Linked DNA regions of Homo sapiens: region 1 is linked to region 2. Evidence: chromatin contacts called from ENCODE Hi-C data. All regions are on one chromosome and are shown on one strand. Each heading gives the region's core, a stretch centred on a gene start or an enhancer-like site at or near the end of the contact. The rest is flanking DNA. Distances are from core to core; before and after follow the strand shown. Region 1 overlaps MAML3 (mastermind like transcriptional coactivator 3). Region 2 has its middle 7.4 kb from the start of MGST2.

The links. A loop is a pair of places that touch in the nucleus more often than their neighbours do. Pooled maps may share reads with other maps.
Region 1: a loop to region 2 is called in a pooled map, with 6 times the contacts of the local background. The contact joins two enhancer-like sites. A Hi-C loop is called at or near these places in 5 of 50 pooled maps.

The regions. Positions count from the first base shown.
Region 1 is chr4:140,068,188-140,073,797 of GRCh38, forward strand. All of the region lies in intron 1 of MAML3 (mastermind like transcriptional coactivator 3), which reads right to left. Among named protein-coding and RNA genes, the nearest start is that of MAML3-AS1, 57 kb to the right of the region's middle. Within about 2 kb of position 3,769, at least 7 of the 41 ENCODE cell types and tissues checked have a DNase peak (open chromatin) inside an H3K27ac peak, as active enhancers do.
Region 2 is chr4:139,655,883-139,660,870 of GRCh38, forward strand. No RefSeq gene overlaps it. Among named protein-coding and RNA genes, the nearest start is that of MGST2, 7.4 kb to the right of the region's middle. Within about 2 kb of position 2,014, at least 10 of the 41 ENCODE cell types and tissues checked have a DNase peak (open chromatin) inside an H3K27ac peak, as active enhancers do.

The DNA of each region.
Region 1 (5,610 bases), core at 2,519-5,018, 410 kb after region 2:
CAATGGGAAGAGTGTCAACTAGTTTTGGTGCCATGTTTTGCAACTGCCGCAGTGGCTTTATTAATCTTTGCATTCTCTATAATCTTTGCAGATACTTTACTCTCCCATCAACCTGAGCACACACAGGCTTTGTACACAGTAAATGCTTTGGAAAGCATATCATGAATTATTTTCTCAAGGGGAAGGTACAGTATGATCACTAACTTGAAGGCACTCACAAAGGAATTTTCAAAGACATGTAGTGGGTGTGAGTGCTTAAACAAGGGTCTCTCTCTACCTAGGCACTTTTCAGACTGATTGAGTCATTTCTTAAATTTGCAAGAGAATGCAAACAAGCACTGTTCTGGAAAGAGAACTCTACCAGGAGCTCACTCTCCCAGTGTTAGAATGAAACGAATATGGATTTAAATCCTAACCCGGTCACTTCCAAGCTGGACTTTAAAATATATTACTTTACCTCTCTAAAATCTGTTTTCTCATTTTTAAAACAATAACAAATAATATCACCTATCTCATATTGCTGTGAGGATTTAATATGTAAATACCTATAAAAGATGAAGAGCAGAGCCAGGCACATAGTGGCACTCAATAAATATGTGTTGTTTTTGTATCATTATTACTATTTGAAGAGTCTTAGGCCACTCTCTAGTACATAGTAAGCATTGAGTTAATGTTAGCTATTAATGTAATTAGGACCCACTACCCTCGCTTTGTCTGGTTTCTATCTTCCTCTCTACCTCCCTATTGCAACCAAACATTGAAAGAGTTGCTGACGAATTTTATAATTTGACAGGTCAAACTTTCTGAACTTCTCATTCCTCCCTTCTTTATATTCTGAAAAAGGTGAAAAAGAACAATGGAAATACCACAAGATGGGTAGCTTTTAGAAAAATCAGGTTTTCTAAGTAGCTTGAATAACCACATAATCAATATGTGATTCTATCAGCTTCGACTTTACATGGGAAAAAAATTTCACCTTGATTATTGCAACTTCAAAACATTTCTGTCCCATAGTAGAAGGGGAAATGTGGAGTCTTTTGACTTGGTTGCACTATGCAGGGGCTGGCTTTTTCTCTAGTAGTCAAGATTGCGCCACTGCATTCCAGCCAGGGTGACACAGCAAGACTCTGTCCAAGAAGAAGGAGAAGGAGAAGGAGAAGGAGAAGGAGAAGGAGAAGAAGAAGAAGAAGAAGAAGAAGGAGGAGGAGGAGGAGGAGGAGGAGGAGGAGGAGGGGAAGGAGGAGAAGGAGGAGAAGGAGGAGAAGGAGGAGAAGGAGAAGGAGAAAGGAAGAAGAAGGAGGAGGAGGAGGGGAGGAGGAGGAGAAGGAGGAGAAGGAGAAGGAGAAAGGAAGAAGAAGGAGGAGGAGGAGGGGAGGAGGAGGAGGGGAGGAGGAGGAGGAGGAAGAGGAGGAGGAAGAAGAAGAAGAAGAAAAAGAAAGAAGAAAGAAGAAGAAGAAGGAGGAGGAGAAGGAGAAGGAGAAAGAAAGAAAGAAAAAGAAAGAAAGAAGAAGAAGAAGGAGGAAGAAAGAAGAAAGAAGAAGGAGCCGGGATGCATTTAGTAGCAGAAGGACTACAGAATAGAATACATAGTAAAATCATACCATGGAGAAAGATCGAACTGGAGTCCTTAAAAAAAAAAAAATCTAGGCTGGGCATGGTGGCTCACGCCTGTAATCCCAGCGCTTTGGGAGGCCGAGGCTGGCGGATTACCTGAGGTCAGGAGTCCCAGACCAGCCTGACCAAAATGGTGAAACCCTGTCTCTACTAAAAATACAAAAATTAGCTAGGTGTGGTGGTGCACACCTGTAATCCCAGCTACTCAGGAGGCTGAGGTAGGAGATTTGCTTGAACCCGGGAGGCACAAGTCGCAGTGAGCCAAGATCACACCACTGCACTCCAGGCTTGGAGACAGAGCGAGACTCCATCTCAAATAAATAAATAAATAAATAAATAAATAAAAATCTAAAAAAGAGCCAGACTCTAAGTTTTGTGAGGACAAGGACACTGTCTTGGTCACCACTGCATTTCTGATTCCAGCTTCAATATTTCCCACTTAGCAAGTGCTTCAGAAATACTTGTTGAATGAGTAGCATACATTCATGTTAAAATAAATGGTTGGGAAAAAATCTCTTCATATTTTAGCCCAAGTACTTTGGTTTTGAGGCCTACAGACAATCTCATTTTAATCTTTAGTAAGCCTGTTTTGCCATCATTAAAATGCTTCTCTTTGAAGGTGAGCTTACTTTTTCAGTTCACTGATGAAGATATTCAGAATAAAGTAGAACACACTCTAGAAGAACAAAAAGAGAAAAGCTTCAAAACTGAAAGCAGAACCCACAAAGAAAAGGCAGACAAACTGCCTTGTAGCATCTCTACAACTGACACCCAAGAACCGAAATGAAACTGAATTTGTTCAGCAAAGCCCAAGTCAGAATCATAAAAACTCCTCGAAATACTACAAATGGCACCTATGTGACAATGAACAGTTTTAAAGCCTCAACACTCAGTGGACAAATGCCTTCAGATGAGCCACTTCAGAAGGTAGGACTCCTACCTAAGGCAACTTCTTCATACTTTAGCTTATTATCTTTATTCGAACTTGATTGAGACTTGCACACACACAAATGACTTTTCCCCTCTCCCTTTGGTTAAGATAGTCATCCATTAAACATCATTAGGAAGTAGAAAGGCCCCTTCCCTCTCCAGAGGGGAACCTCCTCTGTGCTAATAACCACACAGCTAGGTCTGGCCTTGCAGCCACCTTGCAATGTGGCGCTGGGGTCTTCGTGGGCACTGCCAAACTTCCCACAGCAGATAATAATGTGCCACCTAAGGAGGAAGGCAGCATTTTTCTGCCCTGAACTCCAGCTTCCAGGATCACTCGCCTAGGTCTCATCTTCTGAAGCCTCCTTTGTCTATCGGATGCATACTGTGCACCTTGTCATTGTTGGGAGGACAAAAACAACTGGCGTTTCTCACAAGCTGTCTGAAAGAGCTGCTGCAGACGACCCATGTGTGCACAGACTCCGCACACACTCTCTCTCTTTCTCTCCCTCTCTTCCCCTCAGGAACACCATCTGAGAGAGCTGCATGGCTGCCCAGAACTTGTCCCATCCAGCTGACTCCACCAGCCTTTTCCTTCTTTAGCAAGGAAATGGATCTCCAGAAGACACATTCCTGCAGCTCCATGAAACCATCCAGGCACAGATACTTGCCCAGCTTTTTAATTTTACAGCTTTTACACTGAGGTGACACCCCTGTCCCCAGCCCTGCTATCGTGGACATTCCCATTAACCCTGTTAGTTTTAAATGTTAAAAACAGAGAACTCAAGACATCTACTTTTTTAATGTCAAGAAATGCAAAGTGGCCTATGATAATAAACATAAACACATACATAATAGCCCAGGACTTAAAAACAAATCCCTTCATTTCTTAGACCCACAGCCACATAGATCTCACAGTTTAAAAAAAAAAAAAAATCCACAGTGAAACGTATCAGCGTACATTCTCTTTCAGATCCAATACACAGAAAATCTTTACACTTATAATTTTACAGGGACCAGGATTAGAGAGAGAGAGAGAGAGAGAGAGAGAGAGAGAAGGCACGCATCTGCTTTATGTTCTCAGTGACCAGCTGAACAGATGGTCAAGAATATTGTTAGTTAAGAAAGCTCTCATTCATGATCAGAAAGTCCCTTGGGCAGGCTGGTGTGGGGTGCAAGAATGTCCTAGAATGTAATATTTGAAGAATGTGTTCATGTCTGAGATATGAACCCATGTGGTGGACGTGGGGGAGGAAGGGGGAGAACAGACAGCCTGTTGTGATCCAAAAAGCAACCACAAGTACCTCAACATTGGTTTGTCACCCAGACACTTCCGGCTTTCATTCCACCCACTCCCTCAACAGTATTAAAAGTGAAGAAAACCATTGATAGGTCTCAGTAGCTGCCATAATCCTTCCTTCTCTAGACATGAGTGCAGTCAGCCCTCCGTATTCATGGATTCTGCATCTGTGGATTCAACCAACAGATATTCCAAATATTTTCCAAATATTTGAAGGAAAAAATTATGACTGTACTGAACATGTACAGACTTTTTTCTTGTCATTATTCTCTCAACAATACAGTGTAACAACCATTCACATAGCATTTACATTGTGTTAGGTATTATAAGAAATCAAGGGATAACTTAAAGTATACAGGCCAGGCGTGGTGGCTCATGCCTGTAATCCCAGCACTTTGGGAGGCCAAGGTGGGCGGATCACCTGAGGTCAGGAGTTCAAGACCACCCTGACCAACATAAAGAAACCTCGTCTCTACTAAAAATTCAAAATTAGCCAGGCATGGTGGCGCGTGCCTGTAATCCCAGCTACTTGGGAGGCTGAGGCAGGAGAATCGCTTGAACCTGGGAGGCAGAGATTGTGGTGAGCCAATATCGTGCCATTGCACTCCAACCTGGGCAACAAGAGCAAAACTCCGTCTCAAAAAAAAAAAAAAAAAGTATACAGGAGGACGTCCGTAAGTTATATGCAAATACAACACCATTGTATATCAGGGACTTTAGCATCCCTGGATTTGGGTGTCTGTCAGGGGGTCCTGTAGCCATCCCCCATGGACACCAAGGGACAGCTGTACCTCACCAGTAGAAAAATATAAAAGGGAGGTAGAAGAGGATACGCTGCATGAAGTTGCCACTTCTTTGTCACTTCTTCTGGGCTAACACAGAAGATGTAAAAAGAAACAGGGGGTCCTATGTGTTCATCCCAATATGAGCATTTCCTGGGTGAAATTTCTCTAAATTTAAGTCGCCTCTCAACCTGACCAACAGAAAGTGTGTTTGTCTAGGGAGGGAGGAGGATGGCTGGTCATGAGCACTATAAAATCTATGGGAGAACTGGAAATCAACAAATCTGCAACCATCTGGCTTTCCATACCAATTTATATCCATGTTTTCTTTTTTTTTTTTTTGAGATACAGTCTCTCTCTGTCACCCAGGCTGGAGCGCAGTGGCAAGATCTTGGTTCACTGCAACCTCCACCTCCTGGGTTCAAGCAATTCTCGTGCCTCAACCTCCCAAGTAGCTGGGATTATAGGCGCCTGCCACCATGCCCGGCTAATTTTTGTATTTTTAGTAGAGACAGGGTTTCACCATGTCGGCCAGGCTGGTCTCAAACTCCTGACCTCAAGTGATCCACCCACGTAGGTCTCCCAAAGTGCTGGGATTACAGGCGTGAACCACCTCGCCCAACCCTTCACTTTTTCAACAAAATTTCTTATAGACTTCCATCAGAGAGACTCTGGTACTATAGATGAGTTCCCTGGTGTTTTGATCTTTCTCCCACCCTGCAGTGAGCACCTACTTCCTGGCTGTGAGGTATTGTGCCAGGCACCCACAGTATACAAGAGACATGAGATATGGGGATATCCATACCCTCCGCCTGCCATTTTGGGGACAGGGGGTGTATGTGAGTCAAGCAACATTCACAGCTTCTAAAGCTAGAAAAAATAGTCTTCAAAATAATCCATATGTTGCTTTTTGCAACTCATTTTAGTGCCTTGATTGGAAAGTTCTGAGGAGGATATTAATGAGAAACTGGGGTCACCAAAATC
Region 2 (4,988 bases), core at 764-3,263:
CTTATGCACATTCTTTTTTTTTTTCTTTTTTTTTTGAGAAGGATTCTTGCACCGTCTCCCAGGCTGGAGTGCAGTGGGGCGATCTCGGCTTACTGCAACCTCTGCCTCCCAGATTCAAGTGATTCTCCTGCCTCAGCCTCCCGAGTAGCTGGGACTACAGGAGCATGCCATCACACCTGGCTATTTTTTTGTATTTTTAGTGGAAATGGGGTTTCACCATGTTGGCCAGGCTGGTCTTGAACTCCTGACCTCAAGTGATCCGCCCGCCTCGCCCTCCCAAAATCCTGAGATTACAGGCATAAGCCACCACGCCCGGCCTTATGTGCATTGCTATTTTCTGGTTTGTTCCTTTCTTTCTTTCTTTTTTCTTTTCTTTTTTTTTTGAGATGGCAGCTCAGGCTGGAGTGCAGTGGTGCAGTCATAGCTCACTGCAGCCTAGAACTCCTGGACTCAAGCGATCCTCCTGCCTCAGCTTCCTGAGTTGCTGGGATTACAGGCGTGAGCCACTGCACCTGGCCCCCTTTCCTTGCTTTAGATTTTTCTCTTTCATTGCAAAGCAGTACCCTCATTCCAGTATGAATAAAAACCCAGTTCTCGGATGTTTTACCAACCAAACTGTCTGCCTGATCTTGAGAAACTCTTCAGACACTGCCCAGCTCTCTGACCCACTCCTTTCCAAATAATTTTTGCAAAGTTTTTGTTTTTTTTTTTAACCAAGCCACTTTAAAAGCTAGGGGTACATCAAGGGATCAAATCAAAGTCCAAGGTGTGGTATCCAATTCCTCGGAATATTGATCAAAAAACGGGCATCCCCTTGGCTAGGGATTTCCCCACCACCAGGTGGAAACCTTGTGTCTTTTCTCACCCCTCCTCTATCCCCTCGCAGTTTGCCACAGGGATGCCAAACGTAAAGTGTCCTTTTCTGACCCTTCTCCATGGAATGTACGTCTCTGGGGCAGCGTCTGTGTTTGGCTTCCGTCTAGCTCTGAGTGGATCAGGACTAACGGTTAAATCCTGGTATTTTTACATTTGAGCACCTGTGGGTTTTGAGCAATTGACTGTTACAGGTCGCTTGCTGGAAATGGTCAATGTGTTCATACCTGAAAAACTGAATTTTTATAGGACATTATTTAGAGATGATTTTGACAGTTTGTGTTAACTGACTTGTTCCATTTTCACTGATGTGCATCTGTAGGGACTTCTGGAAACCTGGAGGAGTAAGCTATCACAGGGACCTCAGAGGGTGGCTTGCCTGGAAGCTGAGCTGCCTCTGGTGGTGTTATCCCGGCAGGTCTGGCAGCCCTGGATTGACTCCCCCTAGCGGTTTCACAAAATATGTTATTTTGATAGAGCACCTTAAACTGCAGCTCCTAGCTCTAAATGTGTGGCTGTTAGAATCCTTCTACTACAAATTAGGGATGAAATTAGATGACCAGCCAGTGGGACCTCTGAGAAGAGAATGAAAAATAGGCTCATGCAGGAGAGGGCGTGGAAGGGCGGATAAGCTGTTTTGTCTGGAATTCCTGTCCCAGACAGGTTTGTCTGGGAATGGCCAGAAACTGAAATTCTGAGGATATCATCCTGCCCAAGTCCCAGAAGCAAAGGTGAGAACCAGGCACACCCTAAGGGCAAGCAGGAGGGAAGAAGAAAAGAAAGAAGAACGAGGGAAGAACAAGAAGAAAGAAAGAAGAAGGAGGAAGAGGAGGAGGAGAAGGGAGGGGGAGGAAGGGGAGGAGAAGGAGGGGAGGGAGAGGCGGAGAAAGGAAAGGAAGAAGTGGAAGAGGAAGAAGAAAGAAAGAAAGAAAGAAAGAAAGAAAGAAAGAAAGAAAGAAAGAAAGAAAGAAAGAAAGAAAAGAGAAGCAGGCAAGCAGTTTTCAAAGTTCTTTATCATCTTGCTAAGGTAGCTGAAGGATGCAGTCACAGGCCCGCATGCACAGGAGGGCTTTCCTGTTTGGGGCCAGTAGGTTTCTTGTTTTGCTGTGTTTCCTTTCTTTTTGTGCAGGACGTGACTTGGCCTCCGATCTAGACACATCGGTGTTTTTGTGAGTCATGTTCTAACAGGATTGTGCTGTGTTGAAATGACTGTTGTTTGGTGTGTCAGCCCAGATGCAGGTTTAGCACCACATTTCAAAGTGAATAAGAGCTGCTTTTAACTGTTTGTTCTTAATCCACCAACCTTTTGTGTTTTCTCATCAAAAGAGGGGTAGCTTGCCCTTTTTCTTTTGCCTTAAGCCCCAGAGAGACACCAAGTGAAGCCACGGTACCCCTTTTTTTCTTTAAGTAGCCCAATCACATAATATGCTGTAGGTTTCAAGAGAGTAAACTCTCCTCTGGTGCATAGAAATCTCAGTAAGTTCTCTGAGGCAGTAGTTGGTAGTCCTGGAGATTTTTCAGTTAAATCAGTGTTTATTTCAAAAACGCCCTTGGTGATTCTAATGTGAGAATCACCAGTCTCCATGCACTTCAAAGCCAGTGGGCGGGGAAGTACTGGGCCCAATCAGCTGAGACTCGGCTCCAGCCACACTTACCTTTGCTGGTGCCTCAGAGCCTGTTGCCCCATCTCAGCCTCAGATTTCCCTCCCATGTCTGTCTGTCCTTCTCTCTTCCACCCAGGCATACTGTAAACTCCTCCAGTGGAAACCAGCATTTCTCCTGGGCTGCACCCGTGAGGCCTACAGGTCCCATCTATTCCCAGCCTCACCTCTTCCCTTCTGCCACTGCAGAACCTTCCACACCCCTTTCTCCTCTATCCTGGCACCACTGATGCTCACTTTGGGCACCTACCAGATTATTCACCCCCTCAACAGCCCTGCCCCATCTTCCCTCTTTTGGATGCAGTCAAATGGAGTGATTTGTCAAGCTCTTGAAGCTTTCTAGGTCTCAGTTTCAGTTTCCTTATCTATAAAATGGGAATAATTTACAGGCTCCTGGGAGTTTTGTGCAAGTTACATGAGACCATGTGTGCTTTGCTGGCGTGTCATAATGGATCCTGGATGAGGCCCAGACATCTGTGTGTTTCTGTCACCTCCAGTGTGGTAGCAGTGGTATGGGCTATGCTGAGAAACATTGGTTAAGACAGTGGTTCTCCACCTGGCTGTGCATTAGGATTACCTGGGAAGCTTTAAAACGTTCAGGTGCCTAGGCTGAACCTGAGCTAATTAAATCTGAAGTTCTGTAATTTTTAATGACCCCTCCTCACATGATTCCAATGTGCAGCCAAAGTTAAGAGTAAAGGCTCTGGGGCAGCAGGACTGGGTTGTACTGACTCTGGGCCAGTCACTAACCTCTCAGCCTCAGTTTCTCCATCTGAAGAATGGGAATAATATATGCACTTTACTGTTTGACTATGCAGATTAGTTGAGATAATTCTGTCCAGTGGTTGGCATAGGGCCTAGTACAGTGCCTTCTGTTGACTGGATTTGGGAGCTGGCAGGGTGGGCATGAGAGGCCCCCATCAGAGTGAGGCCTTCTCAGCAGCCCTGGGCTCATCCAGAACACCTCAGGCCTCTGGGCTCCAGGCTGTCCCGTCTCTTGCTGCTCTATCCCAGCAAGTTCAACAGTCGAGCTCTGAGCATGGCCTACAGGAGCCAGGGCACGTTCACGCCAGTGACCCTGTTTTAAAGTATCTAATACAAAGTACTATTCAGTTTAAAAAGTTTGTAATGATTCCATGAAAAAGGCAAACCAATAGTATTAGTTGTTTTTGTTGTTGCTTAATTGCCAATATGCAGTATGTTACCTAATTTATGGGTTCAAATTTGATTTAAAACACAAAAGCAAAAAAAAAAAAAAAAGAATAGAAAGTTTTGTTTCATGTGTGGTAACCTGGAAACATGGCCACCATTTATATTATTATTATTATTTTTTGAGACGGAGTCTGGCTCTGTCGTCCAGGCTGCAGTGCAGTGGCACGATCACAGTTCACTGCAACCTCCGCCTCCTGGGTTCAAGTGATTCTCCTGCCTCAGCCTCCTGAGTAGAGTAGCTGGGACTACAGGCACGTGACACCATGCCTGGCTAATTTTTCTATTTTTAGTAGAGACAGGGTTTCACCATGTTGGCCAGGCTGGTCCTGAACTCCTGACCTCAAGTGATCCGCCCACCTCGGCTTCCCAAAGAGTTGGGATTAGAGGCGTGAGCCACCGCTCCTGGCCATAATATTATTTTTGTGAAAATATGTGTTCTGAGGTCTAAACATTCAGCTTACAAATTTCCTTTTGGAACGTAAGTTTTTGTAGAGTATGTAAGTGTATGAGTGTGTGTTTTGAATGTGTGATGGGAGTACATGAATGTGAATGTGTGAGTGCACAAGTGTGTGTGCGTGTGTGTGGGTGTTTATGAGTGTGGGTGTGTGTGCGTAGGAATGTGTATGAATCTGGATGTGTGTGTGTGTGACTTTGTGTGTGTGGGGAGGGCTGCATGTGCTGAGAGCTGTCAAGAATGGGGACTTCTATTTCTCCTCACCAATCTCTAGATCCTGCTTTATTTTATCCTCTCCTAAGCCTTATGCAAACTTAAGACAACTCAGGTTGAGACCCTCTATTACTGTCAAAAGCCATTTTGAAGCAATTCAAATGTTCTGTTTCTATTCTTCTGGGAAATCTGTGCTGTCTCAGAAATTCTAATGGCATTCTAAAATCATCTGTTGCTTTGTAATATGGCCTTTTCAACAAATAGGCCTAGTCTCTTCTGCTTTCGCCCAGGGTTGGAGGGCATCAGGATGGCAGAGAGAATGGGCAGGGTGGTGACACCTGTGGACAGCCAGCATCATGCCGGGTTCTGTGCTATTTGCTTCCTTCACATGACTTCCTTTATTCATCAGAGGAACCCTGCAAGGTCAGTATTATTATTTCCCTTTGAAAACACATGTCCAGGAAGTTTAGCAACTTTCCACCGTGACACAGAGATAGGAGCTTAAACCTTGTACTCTTTTTTTCTACACTACATTGGTAACTGATCTTTATTTTCCTTGCCTTTCTTCTCTTTTT